2 separate regions of the Homo sapiens genome follow, and region 1 is linked to region 2. A link is a loop called in an ENCODE intact Hi-C map of the cell type or tissue named here. Cell type or tissue: PC-9. All regions are shown on one strand. Each heading gives the region's core, and the rest is flanking DNA. Links, peaks and the distances in the headings are about the cores only.

Region 1 (9,610 bases), core at 942-8,941, 330 kb after region 2:
TCTCAATGTTGGGGTGGCCCAGGATTCTCTTCTGGCTCTTCCATGTCCGCAGTGCCCTGCTCCACGTTTCACCTGCCTCTACAGCAGGCATGCTTGTATCTATCCCTCTAGCCATGAGCTGTGTCCAGGACTCCGGACTTGCACCTAAAGCTGCCCCTTGGATATAGTCAGTCCCTGGATGACTAACCATGTGGCCCAAACTAGACTCTTAATTTCCTCTGCCAATCCTACTCCTGCACACATCAAGTGAGGGCATCCCAGTCATGCAGTTGCTCAAGTCCTGTGTCTAAGGTCCTTGATTCCTCCTTTCCTTACCTCCCACACCTGGGTCAGCAACAAGTCCTGTCCACACCATCTCAAAAAACATGTTCGATCCTTGTACTGCTCCAGATCCATCCAGACCACCCCATCCCAGCCACCTCCCTCTTGCGCCTGGACTACAATAACAGACAGTCTGTGTTTGACTCTTGCCAGCTACAGTCTGTTCTTCCACACTGGAGTGCACTTTTAAAATGCAGTGCAAGTGGCTGGAGATGGTGGCTCCTGTCTAGTTCTACCACTTTGGTAGGCTGAGGCAGGAAGGATCGCTTGGGCCCAGGAGTTCAAGACCAGCCTGGGCAACATAGTGAGACCCTGTCTCTCTAAAAAAAACAATAATAAATTTTAAAAATGCAATGCAAGCTATGTTAGATGGAAATGTGAAACATCACGGGGCACCTGTATAAGTGTCGTTTACTTCATAGCATGAATAAATGTATCTGTGAGATGCAAAAAAATAAAAAGAAAAAAGAAAATGCAACGCAGACCTGCTTAAAACCTATTGGCTTCCTGCCCACTTAGAATAAAATTCAAAGCCCACCTTACAAAACCCTGAGGATGTAGCCCCTGTTTACTTCCCCATCCTCATCTTTTTCTGCTCCCGATCCCCCACCCTGCCTACCGTGCTCCCCCCAAGTTAGCCTCCTAGCCCCTAACCCAGGCCTTTGAACACGGGCCTTTGAACTTCAGCCAGGCCTGCTCACCTCCTGCCTTCAGGGGCTGGCACCTTCTTAATATTCAGTGTTCAACTTAGGAGCCTGGGACAGATGCCGGGGTTTGGAAGCCGCCACTCCTGCTCCTCTTCTTCCACCTGGCTACCCCATGTACAAACCACATGCATTTCCAGCCATGCCTCAAAGACCGTCACCCTGAAAATCCCTAAATTTGGGGAAGTTTGAAAGACACCCGAGTCTTATTTTAGCCTTGGTGATAGAAGACTAACCAGGACGAACTATCAGCTCCACCAACTCTCTTCCCACGCAGTGTGGCCCCTGCCTCAGCCAGTGACTCAGTCTGGTACTGAGCCTGCATCCCCACTGCCTACACCCTCACCCTCCATCTGTGCTGGGGCACACTGCCCTCCTCTGGCCGGCCGTAAGCTCCCTGGAAGCAAGAACCTTGTCTTCCAGAACTTGGCGGCCTGCAGTTTGCAGCAGGGCTTTGCACATAGCACAAACATACTAAGTCAGGAAGTAGCTGTTGAGCTCCAGGAGAATGCTGAGAACAGGGTGGCCATTAATTTAACCTAGAGAGGAATACTCGGAAGTAGTCACAGTGAATATGACACAGGCACTTCACATCTACACAGGAGAGGCTTGCTCAGGGCCACTCAGCTGCAGTTCCCAAACAGGGTGCCCACAAAAGCAGCTGGAAAGCTTCCAAAACAACCCAGAGGCCCAGGCTCTTCTCCATACCTCCTAAATTAGAATCTCTGGGGTAGGGGTCCATGATCCTATTTTCTCTTTCTTTTTTTTTTTTTTTTTTTTTGATTTGAAGTCTTGCTCTGTCTCTCAGGCTGGAGGGCAGTGGCACCATTTCAGCTCACTGCAACCTCTGCCTGCTAGGTTCAAGTGATTCTCCTGCCTCAGCCTCCTGAGTAGTTGGGATTACAGGCAGGCGCCACCACGCCCGGCTAATTTTTGTATTTTTAGTAGAGATGGGGTATCACCATGTTGGTCAGGCTGGTCTCGAACTCCTGACCTCATGATCCACCCGCCTCGGCCTCCCAAAGTTCTGGGATTACAGGTGTGAGCCACCGCGCCTGGCCTTTTCATGATCCTATTTTCAAAAAGCAGCTCCAGTGAATCTAATGTATTTGGGAGTCACTTGTTCTAGGACAGTGTTTTCCTGAGCTTGCTGGATGATGTAATTCCCCTGGGGTATTTGTTTAATTTATAGATTGCTATGCCTCCTCCTGGACATTCGGATTCACTCAGTCTGGGTTGGGCCCAGGAACCTGATTTTCCTTTTTAAAACCCAGCACTCCAGGTGAGTGTCTATGGGCAATGCCTAACATATGTGGATGCTTCAGACCTTTATTTTCCCAAACCCAGATTTCCACCCACTCTCCTCTGTCTTAGCAATTGGCCTTGTGTCTGACCTAGACAGGGAAGCCAGGGCTGGCCCCATGTCTGTGCCCTTCCTCTTCTGGAACCTTTCCCCTTTGACATCGTTTCGCCCCAACTCCATGGACAGGGGCCTTCCTCCTTGCTGAGCTTAGAGCCTCCTCCACTCCCGCTCTCCATCCCACCTCCCCTCTGTCAGGGCCTTCCTCACTCGGTTACTCTCTCACAATGGTATTTTCACAGACTCCTCCTCCTAATAGGTGTCCTCCCTTTATCCTCTACTATAAGCAGGCCCATACCACCCTGAGTCCTGCAGAACACAACTCCCTTCAACTCAAAAATATTTACAAAGAGAAATGCAAATTCCTCCACTGCTCATCTCCCTCTCACCCTCAACCTCTTGCGTTTGGGTTTATCACCTACCTCCCATCTACATTGAACTGAAATTTCTTTCTTGGGGGTCAACTGGCACGAGGTCAAATCCAAAGGCCTTTCTTGGGGATCATGATCTTTGTCTCTGAAACTGCAACCTTATGTCCAAACCCGCTCTCTGCTAGAAATTCAACCAAGGAAATGCTTTCTTACCTGGACTTAGTACCCTCATTGGGCTACTTGGAAAGGTAGTGAGTTGCAGTTACTAGAGGTGTTTAAGCAGACAGTGAACCCCTTGGAAGGGATGTTATAGATAGAGGTGGCTCAAGCCTGATGGGAGGTTGGACTAGACAATTTGGCAGAAGTCTGTAATGTGGACCCCTGTGTCATGGATGGTGACCTGGATGGACACACCAAGGCAAGGGTCTTAACCCACTGCTCAGGCCCAGACCTCCTGCCTCCTAGGCAGATCAGTTCCTTGAAGGTCATCCTCCATGTCCTGCCTACTTAAGAATCACCTAGCGCTAGGCAGAGTGGCTTACTCCTGTAATCCCAGCACTTTGGGAGGCCGAGGCGGGTGGATCATTAAGAGGTCAGGAGTTCAAGACCAGCCTGGCCAACGTGGTGAAACCCCATCACCATTAAAAATACAAAAATTAGCCAGGCATGGTGGTAGGCACCTGTCATCCCAGTTACTTGGGAGGCTGAGGCAGGAGAATCACTTGAACCTGGGAGACAGAGGTTGCAGTGAGCTGAGATCACACCACTGTGCTCCATCCTGGGTGACAAAGGGAGACCCTATCTCAAAAAAAAAAAAAAAGAGTCACCTAGGAGAGCTACCAAATGCAAATCCCCAGGCCCCAGCCCAGAGGCAGTGATTCCGACGGTTGTGGGATCCCTGGCCTCCACAGCTTTCCACTGACTGGAGGGCTCTGAGCAGCTGGGCACCAAGGTAAACACAGGAGGACCAGGGCCAGCACTGGCTTTCCTCACGCTCATAGCCAGTTGTTGGCTGGGATGGGCTCCACACACTGCAGCCAGCACCTCCTACAGACCTTTCCTTTTATGTTTTAAGGGTATAAGATCAGCAGCCCAGAGAGGGGAAGGGACTTTTCATGGTCACCCAGGTAGGCTCCACCTCCCAGGCTCCCACCCCTTCCTCGTCATCCTCTCTCTCCTCTCTTCCCTCTACTCCTGAGTTCCCATCCTGCTGGCAGAATGTAGGCCTGGGCAAACGTCCTGGGGTAGGGCCAGGAGGAGGCGGCTTCTCCTGGGTCTCTCAGAAGAGAGAGGAGGCTATTCAGCTGCTTACCACGTTGATGAAAACCATGGTGGCCGGCTTCATTCTTGAGGATATGGGAATGGAGAGGAGCCGGCCCAGTGTGATGAAGCCCCAGAAGAGGCTGGGGAGGTAGCCAGCCACCTTGTGTCCCACAGACAGGGGCTTCTCCACAGCATAGCTGTACACGAAGGCGGAATAGGCACCCTGTGGAGAGACCGGGCGCTGTTGAGCACACCTGCAGCCCAGCCAGACAATGACCCTCACAAAGGGAGCCCAGGCTGGGCAGGTGTGGGGAGGGCAGAGGGAGGACTGCCTGTTCCCACTCCCAGAGGCTCAGCCAGGGCTGGGCTTGGAGTCAAGGCCACACTACACACTTGGCTCAAGCTGAGGACAGAAGCTGGGGTGCCTTAGCTTACAGACTGCACTGTGGAGACCTAGGGGTTCCAGAGAGGTGGCTCTGGATCTCCATGGGAGTGCCCGCAGGGCCTGGGCAGACAGGCACTGCTCCCCACTTCAACCAGAGCAGAACATGACTTAAAAAAAAAAAAAAAGGTGTGTGCAAGCATCTGGTTTTACAGATGAGAAAGCAGACAGAAGTGACTTGCCCGAGGTCACACCCAGTGCTGGAAGTCAACCAGTACTGTCACGAGTACTTTCCACCAGGTCATCTAAGTTTTTAGGGCTTTTTCTCTGGAGAGGTCATCATATGGCAATCAGTTGATCAGCCATTCACGACTGCCCTAATATAATCCTAAGAAGTTTCTGGAAAAAGGTGCTAACTAATGTAACAGAGGTCACTAGTGGCATGAACAGCTGGGCCTAAATTCCACCTGAAGCTTGTTTACAACACTGGCTCGAGACACCCAGGTTTGTAATGTATTCCAGGAAGCAAAGTACCCTGTTTATATAGCATGACCTCTAATTGGGGAATAGGGCACCACCCCTTTAAAAAATGCAGGTAGCCTGTCCTTGACAACAGACCAGTTAGGCCCCTACCTATAGCATTAACAAAAATAAAACAAAAATAAAAAACAATTGGCCAAGACAGAAGCCCATAGTACCAACGTGCTGTGACTGATTCTGGAGACAGTCACCCTAGGACTTCAGATTAAATTTTTGAATCAAGTGTACTCCAGGAGAAGTCTCCAGGAAACCTTCATGCTCCTCTCTTTCTCTTGCCTTTCCCAGACTGGAGTCTGGGGGTGAAGGGTCCCCCAGTAGGGGGCGCCCTCTGAGGCAGGCTCACCGTCAACCCATCCGTCATGAACAGTACCAGGGCGCCCGTGATGTGGATGGCAAAGAAGGAATAAGGGGCTCCTCTGAGGTTCTTCCTTTGGCAGCAGCTGAACAGGTCCTCATGCCCTGCAGGAGGCACAGGAAGAACAGGGGTGAGTCTCAGCTTCTGCTCCCTCCCTCTGCATGTCCCAGGGCCGTGGCTGGCAGTCAGAAGAGCCCTGCAGGATGGGGCCCACTTACTGCCTCTACTTTCACGACCTTTCTGTTAGGAATAACCCCTGTCCATCTCCCAGTCTTGGTGGAGCCAAGGCTCAGAGAGGTCAGGTGACTTGCCCAAGGTAACAAAAGGCAAGGCTGAGCAGAATGGAGGGTGAAGTCAGAAGTCTGCCTTCCTCATTCTCTTGGTCAGGTTGCACCATCAGGGCCAAGATTTTCTTTTTTTTTTTTTTTTTTAAAAAAAAAAAGGACTATCACCTGTGGCCAGGCATGGTGGCTTACACCTATAATCCCAGCACTTTGGGAGGCCGAGGCAGATGGATCACCTGAGATCAGGAGTTTGAGACCAGCCTGGCCAACGTGGCGAAACCCCTTCTCTACTTTAAAAATACAAAAATTAGCCAGGTGTAGTGGCATGTGACTGTAATCCCCGCAACTTGGGAGGCTGAGACAGGAGAATCGCTTGAACCTGGGAGGCGGAGGTTGCAATGAGCCGAGATTGCACCACTGCACTCCAGCCTGGGCGACGAGAGTGAAACTCTGTCTCAAAAAAAAAAAAAAAAAAAATCACCTGTGATCTAGGTTCACTCTCTCTGGGAGAGGGGTTACCAAGGAAGCCTCAACATGAGGCTGTGAGGATGCAGATTCATTAGAGCCCCTACCTAGGTGTGACTGAAACTTTGGGGGCAGTGAGGAGGCATCTTCCTTCTCAGGAGGCTGTGTCTCCAAGGCAAGCTCATCAGCAGACAGAAGCAGGGGCCTCCTCTGGGGACAGCAGGTCAGCAGCCGCTCCTTGGACAGCAGCATCAGCACAGCCATGGGCACTGGAAGCTGGGGAGCAGGCAGAGGGTCAGGAGAGCCCTGCCCTGAAGCTCCCCCTTCCCACGCCTGGCCTCTGCACACACTGCATGTGCATAGTCCTGGGAGAAGACAGCTCTTTTCTAAGGGTGCCCAGCTAAAAGCTGAGCCATCCCAACCTAAGAAGCCAGGTGCCTTGACCAAGGTAGGAGTGGGGAGGCCTGCTGTAATTGCTGCCTGATCACCATACTCGCGTCCCTGAAAAGACAGATATTTGTCGCATGCAAAGCTTAGACTCAAACTCTCTGCTGGCCCAGGAGAGGTGCTGGGAGTAAGCTTGCTGGAGTGTCACACCTCACACTCCTTCATGCTGGTGGGTTGCGTGATGCTTTACAAAGCAGCTTTGCTTTTGGGCATCACATCTCTACAAAACATGCTGGGGGATGTTATCACTTAGTCGTAACCTGTTAGAACTGGAAGAGATCTGAGGGGTAAACTAGAGACTGAGAGACTGCCCTGGTCACACAGTGGACTTGGGGCAAAGCCAGAATGGAGCCTGGCATCCTGATCCTTCCAGTGCTGTCTCTACCTAAGGAGATGCCTTGGTGATGTTGATCCTAGCAGGGCACAGAGGCTCTTCTCAGGGGCTTGAAAACAAAAACATGATCTCCTTTTGATTGAGAAATACATGTTTACGAACAGCCTGTACACATAAGCCCTATGTTCAGTTTGCTGCTATTTATGCTAAATCGGAACTCCTTCAGAGCAGTGGGAAATGGCTCCTGCTTCTGAGGTTGCCTGGGGAAGCCTCCACCACCTCCCTCAGGGGCCCCTGCTTGTGTCTCACCACCCTGGTTGCCAGGAAGTACCGCATCAAGTCTAACTATTGTCCTTCTTGCTGCAACTTCAGCCCAGTTCCTTTCACTTAGGAAAGACAGGAAGCCCAGGGAGCTGCAGATGTCTCCCAGAGGCTGGTGAGAGCGCCCAGCTATTGGGCTCTTCCTGGCCCACGGGAGAGGCATAGGATAGAGATGGAAGGCTGGCAGACTGCCAGCCCCTGCCTGGTGGTGTTCTGGGGGAGCCCTTCCCTGCCCCTGGAGGCAGGCTGGCTCTCACCAGTATTTCCTCAAGTCACCTAACAGGAGTGAAAGACAAAAACCACCCCTGTGTTGGCACCTCCCTATGGTGACCTTGGGAGCCTTTCTGCACACTCAAAAAGAAGTCAAGGTCAGACATGGCCCCTGGCAGTCAGGCCTGAGTGGGGAGAGAACAGCCCCTGCTGAGCCCTAATGGGGGAGACACAGCCCTTCCTCCAGTGTGAGGGGGGAAACAGGAAACCCACCCACAGAGGCCTGTAGTGGCAGAGTGCCTGAGTGAAGGCCAAGTGGAAACAGCTGTACAAGAGGCGTGATCGCTCAGGTGGGGCTTTCCAGGGAGGTGGGTGCTGGGAAGGGCTTCACAGAGGATTGGCTGGCATTGCTGGCAGGAACACACCCAATTTTATAAGAATTCCATTCAGGGAAGGCAGCCCCACCTTAAAAGTCAGAGAAGGGCAGGTGGGGTGCACATGTGTGTGTGCGTGTGCACCCACATGAGTACATGCACAGCCCATCTTCCTCCGTGCTGGACTGTTTATTTTCAGACACAAACCAATAGAAAAAGTCCGGAAATCCTGCAGCAAACAAAGTCCCTCCAGCCTGCACTTCATGGGGCAAGAGAGAACAAACCTCGGGCTTAAGCCGGACCTTCCGGCTTCCTGGTCTGGGAGTCTCAGCCTAGAGGTTCTACTGACACTGCTCCTTTCCTTCGCAGGTCTCTCCTGGAAGGAACGGGCCCAAAGCCGCATTCTTTCCAAAACAATGGATGGGCATGGGCTGAAAAGGGAAGGAGCAGACGGAGAGGGTGGGTTTATGAGAGCCCCCAGAGGAGATTCGGGCCAGGGAAAGGAAATCTACAAAGGAAAGGAAGGAAAAGGACTGGTGATGAGGGGGCAGCAGGTAGATGGTCTATGCTGAGGGTCAGGGCTTCCAGCCGGGCTCAGCCTCCTATCAGTCCCTTGTCAGGGCTTTGAGCTGGTGATGGCATGACACCCCCACCCTTGCCCTGCTGCTCACTGGAATGGTGGTCTCAAAGGCTCCTTTCAGTGCTATGTGTGTGGCATATTCTGAGGCTCAGCAGCAGCTGGGCAGCTGCTCTAGTGCCTGAGTCCAGCCCACCTGCCCCAGGAGAGCTGAGAAGTCCACCTACTGCAAAGAGAGGCTCTAAGCCACCATGACAAGCAGCATGGTGCCTCCATCCCACAGCCAAGACAGTGGCCACTGTAATGCTCCCCACCCCCGGCCCAGGAGCCAGGGATGCTCTGGTGTTCCCGACAGTCCTCCCCAACCCAGGTGGATGGGGGTAGGGGGTCTCCCCACCTGACACTCTGGCTCCAGTCTGGGCTAACGTGAGAGATCCCAACTTGGGTTTGCAGAGCACCAGAGGAGGTTTCCAGCTGGAGGCCAGAGTCAGTGCTGACTTGGCAGGGGTGTACAAAGCGGGCCTCGGTATGTGACGCAGTCACGGGGTGAAGTGGTCTCTCGCTGTTCCCACCATAGGCTGCCTTGGCAGGCAGGGCCCTTCAGAGGTCATCTTGTCTGTCTCCTAGCCTCCACAGGAGCCCCTGACAGGAGGGCACAGGAGAATCCCACCATTGATGAAGGGACCCAGAGAAAAACCTTCCACTTCCTGCCGGGGTCTGTCCAGGGTCCACTTCATCTGGCCTTGGAGGAAAAAACTAGTTTCCCACAGAACCTCAGATAATTCGAAAGTTGACCCTGATTTTCACTGTGCTCAGCTCACTGTTTTACCCTCCTTGAGAACTGCAATCACAGGTCGCTGAAGGATGGTGGAGTAGTGCAGGGGATCCCGGGGAGGGTTTGTCCTCCCATCCTCCTGCCTCTGGGATGCACACCTCAGCCCCAGCACGTTTCTCAGCATCTGAAGAATCTTCACTGGGTGTGGGGTGGACTGGGATGTGTGGACTGTCCACTAGCTCCCTACCTGGCCCACCCCAGGGACACTCACATTGATGAGGGCCATGATCCAGAAGGCATAGGACACTCGGGTCCCTGCCCCGTCCTTTGGAGTCAGCCCTGGGAACGTCTGGTTGGACCAAGGCTTGGCATCTACGTGGTGCTGGCCCAGCACCCTGGAGACATGGAACAGGTGGCCTCGGGAGGTGGTGTTGGCCGTGCTATTGGCAGGCAAGCAGTTGGCCTCAGACAGGAAAGGGTCAGCAATAAGGGGGCTCAGCAGAGCACCAAAGCCCACGAAGAAATGG
Region 2 (9,610 bases), core at 601-8,600:
CATCCTCATAGTTATAGGAGGCCACAGGCCACCAGACATGTGTCTCCAGTGCAAAAAGACAGACACAGCAAGTCTGGGGGTGAGGACAGGACCCCATCCTACCTTGGCTCTGCCCCCGCCCCAGCAGGGGCACCCTTCCAGGCCCATGTGCCATTAGCATTCTCTTATGTTTTTCTCTTCCTGCTTCATCCAGTCGAAATGGCTATGCACTGGCCCAGGTCATGGACACTGACATTTATGTGAATCCCAAGACCTATAATAGGGTAGGTAATTCAAGCTTATGACCTCCTTCTTTTGCTCTGCACCACCCCAAGAAGAGGTTGCTTTTTAAAGCCAATAAAGACATTTCTGCAACTTGAGCTCAGTCTCCCTGTCACAGGCCCAGGATATCCAGGGGATTAAAATCATCACGTACTGCTCCCCTCTCTACTTTGCCAACTCAGAGATCTTCAGGCAAAAGGTCATCGCCAAGGTAAGGCTCAGTCCCTGGCGACCAGAGGCTCTGGACAGAGAGTGGCCGGAAAATGGAAGCAGAAGGGCGGTGGGAGCTGAGAATAGGCCACTCCCATAGAGGGTGGAGGTCAAGATTGCTGTTGGCTCTCTCCCTGCAGACAGGCATGGACCCCCAGAAAGTATTACTAGCCAAGCAAAAATACCTCAAGAAGCAGGAGAAGCGGAGAATGAGGCCCACACAACAGAGGAGGTCTCTATTCATGAAAACCAAGGTGAATGAAGGCCAGAAGCAGCCCCGTGCCCTGCTCTCCTGCCCATTCTGATACTGCCCCCTGTTACTCATGGTACCCTGGGGGCCCCGCTTCCCACCCTGACAGGCAAAGACAGAAAGTCTCTGGGAACACTGCCTGGTGGCCGCTGGGCATTTTTCTTCTTTTTTTTCTTTTTCTTTTTAGAGATGGAATTTTGCTCTTGTCACCCAGGCTTGAGTGCAATGGCGTTATCTTGGCTCACTGCAACCTCCACCTCTGGGGTTCAAGCGATTCTCCTGCCTTAGCCTCCCAAGTCGCTGAGATTACAGGTGCCACCACACCCAGCTAATTTTTGTATTTTTAGTAGATATTGGGTTTCACCATGTTGGCCAGGCTGGTGTCAAACTCCTGACCTCAGGTGATCCACCTACCTTAGCCTTCCAAAGTGCTGGGATTACAAGCCTGAGCCACTGCGCCCAGCCTGGGCATTTTTCTTCTTGGATGAGGTGCTACCATCTCCCAGGGAAGCCACTGAACCCCCAAGGCCCTTCTCCATTTTCTGGCTAAGATAGGACATGGCCCATGGACTTTTGAACAACCCAGAGGGGGAACAGCAGTGAATTTCCTGGGGAACCCAGGCAGCCCAGGGCTAGCAAGGCTGGGGTGGCCATGGCAGTAATCCTTGTAATCCCAGCACTTTAGGAGGCCGAGATGGGAGAATCACTCTCATGAGTTCAGGAGTTCGAGACCAGCCTGCCCAACGTGGCGAAACGCTGTCTCTACTAAAAATACACAAAAATTAGCCAGGCGTGGTGGTGGGCACCTGTAATCCCAGCTACTCAGGAGGCTGAGGCACGAGAATCACTTGAACCCGGGAGGCAGAGGTTGCAGTGAGCCGAGATAGTGCCACTGCACTCCAGCCTAGGCAACAGAGGGAGACTCTGTCTCAAGAAATAAAGGAGCTCAGTGTCCCCGGAGGGGCTTTCTCCCAGAGAGAGTGGGCTTGAGGCTTCAGTGCCTCTCTTGGCTGGGTCCTCTGACTTTGTCTGGGTTGTAGGAGACCAAGTTTGCAGGCCCTGCCTAAGAAAGGGCTTTGGGAGAGGCCTCTCTGGTGGAGCTTTCAGGGTCTGTGTTCACCATCACCGAGGCGAGTTATTCCCCTACACCTACACCCTCCATGCCCCTGCTTCAGTCACAGCAAGGTCTGGCTCAGTCTGGTGGTCCCTGACTCTGCCCACTGTCCCCACCCTTCCAGACTGTCTCCCTGCAGGAGCTGCAGCAGGACTTTGAGAATGCGCCCCCCACCGACCCCAACAACAACCAGACCCCGGCTAACGGCACCAGCGTGTCCTATATCACCTTCAGCCCTGACAGCTCCTCACCTGCCCAGAGTGAGCCACCAGCCTCCGCTGAGGCCCCCGGCGAGCCCAGTGACATGCTGGCCAGCGTCCCACCCTTCGTCACCTTCCACACCCTCATCCTGGACATGAGTGGAGTCAGCTTCGTGGACTTGATGGGCATCAAGGCCCTGGCCAAGGTGAGGCCCTCGGGAACAGCAAGCACCACCCACTCCACCCCCTCCGCTCTGCTCTCCACATTCCCTTTCCTGGGAGCCCTCATTTCAGGAAGCTGAGGGAGGAAGCTCACTGGGGAGACTAACAGCTCCTAGGAATCCCTCCTTTCCCCAGACGCCACCAGGTTGAGACATTCTCCACAGAGCAGGCCCAGACGGCCCATGACAATGAGTGGCGGGACAAGTCTACCAGAGTTTCAGGCCCCTGTGCTCCCAACACCCCCAGCAGTGGCCATCCCAAGTCCCTCTCAGCCATCAGGAACCCACCCAGGTTCTCTGAGGAGGGTCCGGTTTGGCTCCTGGTTCATGATCTGCTGCCCTTGTCCCTCATTCACCGGCCACCCTAGGACAGGAGAAGGAATAATACCAGTGCCCCACACCATCAGGCCAAACAGAGAGCCCACGGGACACCTTGAATGAATGTATCCATCTGATAACTTTCCAGCAGCCACCGCCAATGGCGGGAGTCAGCAAACCTCAGAGCTGGCTCAGATAGAGGCAAGCCAGGGGAACAATGGGCACAGAGAGTGTTCGGACTGCCTTCACCATCAACCAGGCGCAGGGCAGGCCCCATACCCAGCCTTGGGCCTCAGCCGGCTTCCTTAGCCAGGATCTGGAGTCCAGGCCAGCCTTGGCTGAAGCTCTAGACTCCCTGAGCCTCCATCCTCCCCTGCAGCTTCTGTCTGAAGCCACAAAGAAGTCTGAGAATCTAAGCTACTGAAAGAAAAGATCAGCCGGGCGTGGTGGCTCACTCCTGTAATCCCAGCACTTTGGGAGGCCAAGGCAGGTGGATCACAAGGTCAGGAGTTCAAGACCAGCCTGGCCAACATGGTGAAACCCCGCCTCTACTAAAAATACAAAAATTAGCCAGGTGTGGTGACGGGCCCCTGTAGTCCCAGCTACTCGGTAGGCTGAGGCAGAGAATTGCTTGAACCCAGGAGGCGGAGGTTGCAGCGAGCCAAGATCACGCCACTGCACTCCAGCCTGGGCAACAGAGTGAAACTCCATCTCAAAAGAAAAAAAAAGAAAATATCTAGCCCCACAAGAAGGGGCCATGGTGACTTTAAGTGCCCGCCACGTTGGCAAAAGTCCATTTCCGCTCCACTTCCCAGAGAAACCGTCAGCCAACACTCCAGGGAGAAGTGGTGTGCTTTGCTGCTATTTTTGTCTTTGGCTGCTGGGCTCTCAGGGTTGCTTATTTGTTTGGCTTCCCCTCTGAAGTACGTTTTGTGAATCACTTTTGAGACCCACTCAGAACATTCCTTTCCTTTTGCCTCCCTACCCCAACAACACTTCTAGCTGAGCTCCACCTATGGGAAGATCGGCGTGAAGGTCTTCTTGGTGAACATCCATGGTAAGAGAAAGAGGACATTTAGGGACTGAAAGACTGGCAAGGAGTGTGGGGTAGGAACAGGTTGGTGGGGTCTGAATAGTGAGGAGGTTGGAAACGAGAGCACCCAGCTATCCCCCACAAGCTGCTGCCTGCTCATAAAAGCTTCAGGTACAAGTCCAAAGAGACTGGTCAGATTGCATAAACATCCTAGGGGCCTTAGTGACAGAGTGGGGGTGAGGAGGTCATGGAGTTACAGAAGGACAGCTAGGATTCTAATCTACCCCATAACTAATTTGCCACGTATCCTTGGCCGAGTCACTTTATCTCTCAAGGGATCTATTTCTACCTATGTAAAACGAGAGGGTTGACTAGATGGATTTGGGGATCCTCTCCCAATCAGAAACTCTGTGAATCGATATAGGCATAGAGCACACGGTACCCTAATTCCCCAGGGAACATATAAATATGCAGTTTTGTAGGCATACAGCCTCCAAAGGGTGCATATACACAGCCTCAAGGACGTGGCCACAGGGCAGCAGACATTTACATGACTAGCATGTACGCAAAGTGCAGAGATGTGGGAGCAAGTGCACACAGACACACAGGAGAATGTGAAGGGGCACATACACACACACCCAGCTCCCTGCACTGGGTCAGACCCCCTCCAGCAGGGCTGCAGTTCCCAAGCTCCGCATGGCCACGTTCGGGGAGAGAATCTGCAGTGGCAATGACCTGCTATGATATGTTCTGGAGTTAGAAGCAGTGGATTCTCCCCAACCTCACTGGACACCCCCTCAGGAAACCATCTCTAGGATTAAGAGTAATCCACACAAACTTCCAATGCCACACATTGGAAGTTGCTGGAAAGGTCTGGGAAAACAAGAGGAAGGATGGGTCCTTGGGGGATAGAACTGGCAGCGGCCTCTTCAAGGATGGCTTAGGCTTTTCCACTCGAATCACCACAAAGTACTGACTCCCTAAATCAAACTGCTTCCTTCTGCTCTGGGTTGAAACTTCAGCATCCTCAAGTTCATGTTGCCCTCTGCCGTCCAAAACTGATATTGCACTGCCAATGCCATGGCCCTCAGATACAGCAAGAGCTGGGACCTCAGGCCTCTCCCATCCCTGCTCTGGTCTCACTATCTTCCCCACCCCCAGCTCCAATCCACAATGGCTGTTATCTTTCTGAAGGTGATCTTTTCTCCTTCTAGCCCAGGTGTACAATGACATTAGCCATGGAGGCGTCTTTGAGGATGGGAGTCTAGAATGCAAGCACGTCTTTCCCAGCATACATGACGCAGTCCTCTTTGCCCAGGCAAATGCTAGAGACGTGACCCCAGGACACAACTTCCAAGGGGTAAGGTTCTTGCACCTGGGGAATCCTAGGCTCCAAGGCACTGAAATAGCAGGACCAAGAGGCATTATTAGAAAGAACACAGGAGAAGGTTTAAGTTCCAATATCAAGTCTGCCATTTCAGTTTTCTGAATCTGTTTCCTTATCTATAGAATGAGCACCATCAACTAACATTACCTACCTCTCTGCATTTTTCTTTTATTTTGTTTTAGGGTTAAATGATAATTACATCTTTTGTGTCACTTGAAAGCACTTTGTGTATTGTAAAAATTCTTTATCAATATAAGTTTTCTGGTTGCACAAACACCCAAAGCATAGTAGAGCAGGCCCACTCTGCTGGCATCGTTCCCTGCCTCCTCCTCATCTCTTTCTAAAGGGGGCTTTCGGGAAGGGAGGGGAGGGGAGTAAGCCTACCCATTTTAACTTACCGGAGCTTAGAGATTTCAGGCTGGTGAGGGATAAAGAGATTGGGTCTGAGTTTTGTCTCAGCTTTTTGACATTTAATTTACTAGCTCAGTAAGTTACAAATGGGATACAAATAACACCATCTAAAACTCCAGAAGACTGGGGAGTCAGAAAAAGCCTACCTCCTTGGGGTCCCTGCCCAGATCCCCAGTCATCTCTAGCCCTCAGGGTCCCCTCCCAGCTCAGCTCCTGCCCTTGGCCTCCCAAGACTCTTGTTGTGCCCCAGCCCTGGGTAAAAACCTCCCCTGCCCTCTGTGGGTCATAAGAAAGGCTTTTCTGGCCCTAGAGCAATGATTTGCTCTTTGCCTTAAGAGACTGATGAAGGTGAAACCATCTGTTCTAAGTGCTGAAAGACTGCCCAGGAACACACAGGGCGCTGGCTCCTGCCCTCCATGCCTAGAGGGAAACCCTGGGGAAACAACGGGCTTTCCTGCTTCGTGAATTTGTCCGCAGAGCAAAGAGGGAGATTCTGGAGGAAGCTGCATTAGTTGTTAGTGCCCTAATCATGTTCAGCTACTCTAGTTGGTATGTATACTTGATTAGTCATAGACTTATAAATAATTTATATTTTATATAATATATACTTACATATTATAGACCATTCACAGATACAAATCACACACATAAACACACACCTTTTCAACAGCATTGTGAGGGACAAAGCAGGCAAAGTGAGGCTGGTTATCAGACTTGAACAGATTAGAAAATATATTCCCAGGAGGACAGGAATTCCCCAAGGTCAGGCAGCTAGCCAATAGTTTTTCTAAGCTGAGTAAAACCTTCCCTGCCTCTAACGGCCCACAAAGGAGGGAAGACCGCGATACACACCTGTCTGGTATAAGGGGGAAGACCACAGCCGTGCTGTTTTTGTGAGGCAGGTAAGGGAAGGGGCAAGAGGATAAGTCATGTGTCAGGAAGCAGCGTCCAACCAGAGCCGGCCACCTGTCCCTTTTCCTGCCACCATGCACCAACTTTGCTGTTCAGTCACTGAAGCTCATTCTGCACTGGCTTCCTCCCTTCCAGGCTCCAGGGGATGCTGAGCTCTCCTTGTACGACTCAGAGGAGGACATTCGCAGCTACTGGGACTTAGAGCAGGTGAGCTGAGGGAAGGGGCTGTGAGGGTGGGAGCAGGGCGAAGAGGGGAAGGATGGGGTCGCTGTCAAATACAAGGCGTTCACTCAGCTGTCTCACCTCCAGCCCAGAGCAGTCACATTCAAGGCCACAAAGATTTGTGGTCATCTTTGTTTTTTTTCTTTTCCTTTTCTTTTTTTTTTTTTTTTAATTTGAGACAAAGTCTCACTCTATCACCCAGACTGGAATGCAGTGGCATGATCTCAGCTCACTGCAACCTCTGCCTCCCGGGTTCCAGAGGTTCTCCTGCCTCAGCCTCCCGAGTAGCTGGGACTTCAGGCCTGCGCCCAGCTAATTTTTGTATTTTTAGTAGAGACAGCTTTTCACCATGTTGGCTGGGCTGGTCTCGAACTTCCGATCTCAAGCAATCTGCCTGCCTCGGTCTCCTAAGTGCCTGGATTACAGGCATAAGCCACGATGCCTGGCCTTTGTTTTCATTCTTCTCACTCCCTGAAAGTTATCGTGGGGAGAGGGTGAGTCACTGGACCAAGTCCTAGAGAACCAGTATCTATTCTTATTCTCCAACACATCACCCACGTGACCCTGAGCAAGCCACATACACCCTGGGCCCTAGTTTTTATCATCTGTGAAATTAGGGGAAACATAGGTAATACCTGTCCCATCCACCACACAAGATTGGCAGGGCAGTCACTTGTTCTTTCATTAATTCAGCAGGTATTTATGGCGTACCTACTGTTTGCCTGACACAGTTCAGGATGGGCACATAGCAGTGAGCAAAACAAAGGCCTCTGCCTTTTAGAAACTTACGTTATGGTAGAATAGATGGATTCTGGGTCTACAAATGAATTATTATTGCATGTGGACAAGCCTTAAGAACTAAAAAATATGTGGCTGGGTGCAATGGTTCACACCTGTAATCCCAGCACTTTGGGAGGCTGAGGTGGGCGGACCACCTGAGGTCAGGAGTTTGAGACCAGCCTGGCCAACATGGCGAAACCCCGTCTCTACTAAAAGCACAAAAATTAGCCAGGCGTAGTGGTGCATGCCTGTAGTCCCAGCTACTCGGAAGTCTGAGGCATGAGAATCACTTGAACCTGGGAGGCAGATGTTGCAGTGAGCCGAGATCGTGCCACTGCACTCCAGCTTGGGTGACAGAGCTAGACTGTCTCAAAAACAAACAAAACAAAACCTAAAAGATATGTGGATATGAGGGATCACCATCCCCATAGGGCCCCTGGATTAACACCACCCCACCAATGCCCTGAATTAAAAGAAACCAGATGACTAGGTTTGGAGAAATCTGGCTTTGGGTCTATGAGAAGTAGTGTCTCTCTTTGTGCCTCTTCCCATTCTTTTTGACATTGAGCTCCATGGTGCTCTGAATCCGTCTCTCACAGTGCTGATGGCAGGTGGGACAGATTAGAAAATAGAGCTGGAGCCACAGAGATTTGGCAGACTGATTTCGGTGCCCTCTTGGAATCTCCAGCACATTCCAAAAAGCCTGGATAGGACCAAAATAGCTTATCAACGTGAGAAAGGACTTCAGAGCTTGTCTACTGCCAACCCTCATTTTACCCAATGAGGAAAGTGAAGCTATTAGGGGGCGAGGGACACGTGGAAGGTCACACAGCACACAGGAGGTGATTCACATGTAGATTTCAGCACCTGCTCCTGCCACGCTGGACTGGTTCACCTCCTAGGCTGACCCTGCCTCTCCCCTGTTCACACACACTCTCGCACACACACACACACACACACACACACACAGGTGCTTTGTTCTGGCCAGGGGTTCCTAGGGTCACCTCTTGGTTGCAGCCACTGTGACCCCAACTGGTCTAACCTCTCTCTTCCCCTCCCACTTCCTTCCTGTGGTTCCTGCAGGAGATGTTCGGGAGCATGTTTCACGCAGAGACCCTGACCGCCCTGTGAGGGCTCAGCCAGTCCTCATGCTGCCTACAGAGTGCCTGGCACTTGGGACTTCCATAAAGGATGAGCCTGGGGTCACAGGGGGTGTCGGGCGGAGGAAAGTGCATCCCCCAGAGCTTGGGTTCCTCTCTCCTCTCCCCCTCTCTCCTCCCTTCCTTCCCTCCCCGCATCTCCAGAGAGAGCCTCTCAGCAGCAGGGGGGTGCTACCCTTACAGGAGTGAGAGTCTGGTGAGCCCACTCTTCACCCGTCAGGCCCTGGCCGCAATGGACAAGCCTCCTGCTCACTCCACCCCACCCACCTCTGCCCTGTCCTTGGCAGCTGAAGGACACCTTGACTTCCAGCTTTTACGAGTGAGCCAAAAACAGAAGGACAAGTACAACTGTGCTGGCCTGCTGTACAAGCTTCAAAAAGTGTCCCAGAGCCCACACGGCTCGGTGTCAGATGGTGTCAGGCTGTCACGGACATAGGGATAAACTTGGTTAGGACTCTGGCTTGCCTTCCCCAGCTGCCTCAACTCTGTCTCTGGCAGCTCTGCACCCAGGGACCATGTGCTCTCCACACCCAGGAGTCTAGGCCTTGGTAACTATGCGCCCCCCCTCCATCATCCCCAAGGCTGCCCAAACCACCACTGCTGTCAGCAAGCACATCAGACTCTAGCCTGGACAGTGGCCAGGACCGTCGAGACCACCAGAGCTACCTCCCCGGGGACAGCCCACTAAGGTTCTGCCTCAGCCTCCTGAAACATCACTGCCCTCAGAGGCTGCTCCCTTCCCCTGGAGGCTGGCTAGAAACCCCAAAGAGGGGGATGGGTAGCTGGCAGAATCATCTGGCATCCTAGTAATAGATACCAGTTATTCTGCACAAAACTTTTGGGAATTCCTCTTTGCACCCAGAGACTCAGAGGGGAAGAGGGTGCTAGTACCAACACAGGGAAAACGGATGGGACCTGGGCCCAGACAGTCCCCCTTGACCCCAGGGCCCATCAGGGAAATGCCTCCCTTTGGTAAATCTGCCTTATCCTTCTTTACCTGGCAAAGAGCCAATCATGTTAACTCTTCCTTATCAGCCTGTGGCCCAGAGACACAATGGGGTCCTTCTGTAGGCAAAGGTGGAAGTCCTCCAGGGATCCGCTACATCCCCTAACTGCATGCAGATGTGGAAA

The links. A loop is a pair of places that touch in the nucleus more often than their neighbours do. Peaks named below come from ENCODE experiments on the same cell type or tissue, not always from the same donor. Only the 100,000 strongest peaks of a DNase experiment are listed, where the experiment ranks them.
Region 1: a loop joins it to region 2, with 3 times the contacts of the local background. A loop is called at or near these places in 5 of 110 quality-filtered maps.

The regions. Positions count from the first base shown.
Region 1 is chr1:205,580,666-205,590,275 of GRCh38, reverse strand. SLC60A1 (solute carrier family 60 member 1) reads right to left here. Exons shown (of 10, transcript NM_181644.5): 3 at 9,355-9,610; 4 at 6,153-6,321; 5 at 5,285-5,400; 6 at 4,069-4,242. It overlaps LOC124904491 (a long non-coding RNA gene), which reads left to right. Exons shown (of 3, transcript XR_007066823.1): 2 at 5,227-5,426; 3 at 8,101-9,356. Among named protein-coding and RNA genes, the nearest start is that of SLC60A1-AS1, 16 kb to the right of the region's middle. RefSeq lists enhancers at 3,215-4,005, 4,485-4,534. In PC-9, for the core only: a CTCF peak has its summit at 5,256 (motif pointing right); a DNase peak (open chromatin) is centred at 4,915.
Region 2 is chr1:205,914,197-205,923,806 of GRCh38, reverse strand. It overlaps SLC26A9 (solute carrier family 26 member 9), which reads left to right. Exons shown (of 21, transcript NM_052934.4): 14 at 194-263; 15 at 380-472; 16 at 612-725; 17 at 1,960-2,241; 18 at 3,577-3,631; 19 at 4,822-4,967; 20 at 6,453-6,524; 21 at 8,403-9,610. The coding sequence ends at 8,450. Among named protein-coding and RNA genes, the nearest start is that of SLC26A9-AS1, 16 kb to the left of the region's middle. RefSeq lists enhancers at 2,712-3,242, 3,243-3,774. In PC-9, for the core only: CTCF peaks have their summits at 4,455 and 4,656 (motif pointing left); a DNase peak (open chromatin) is centred at 4,626.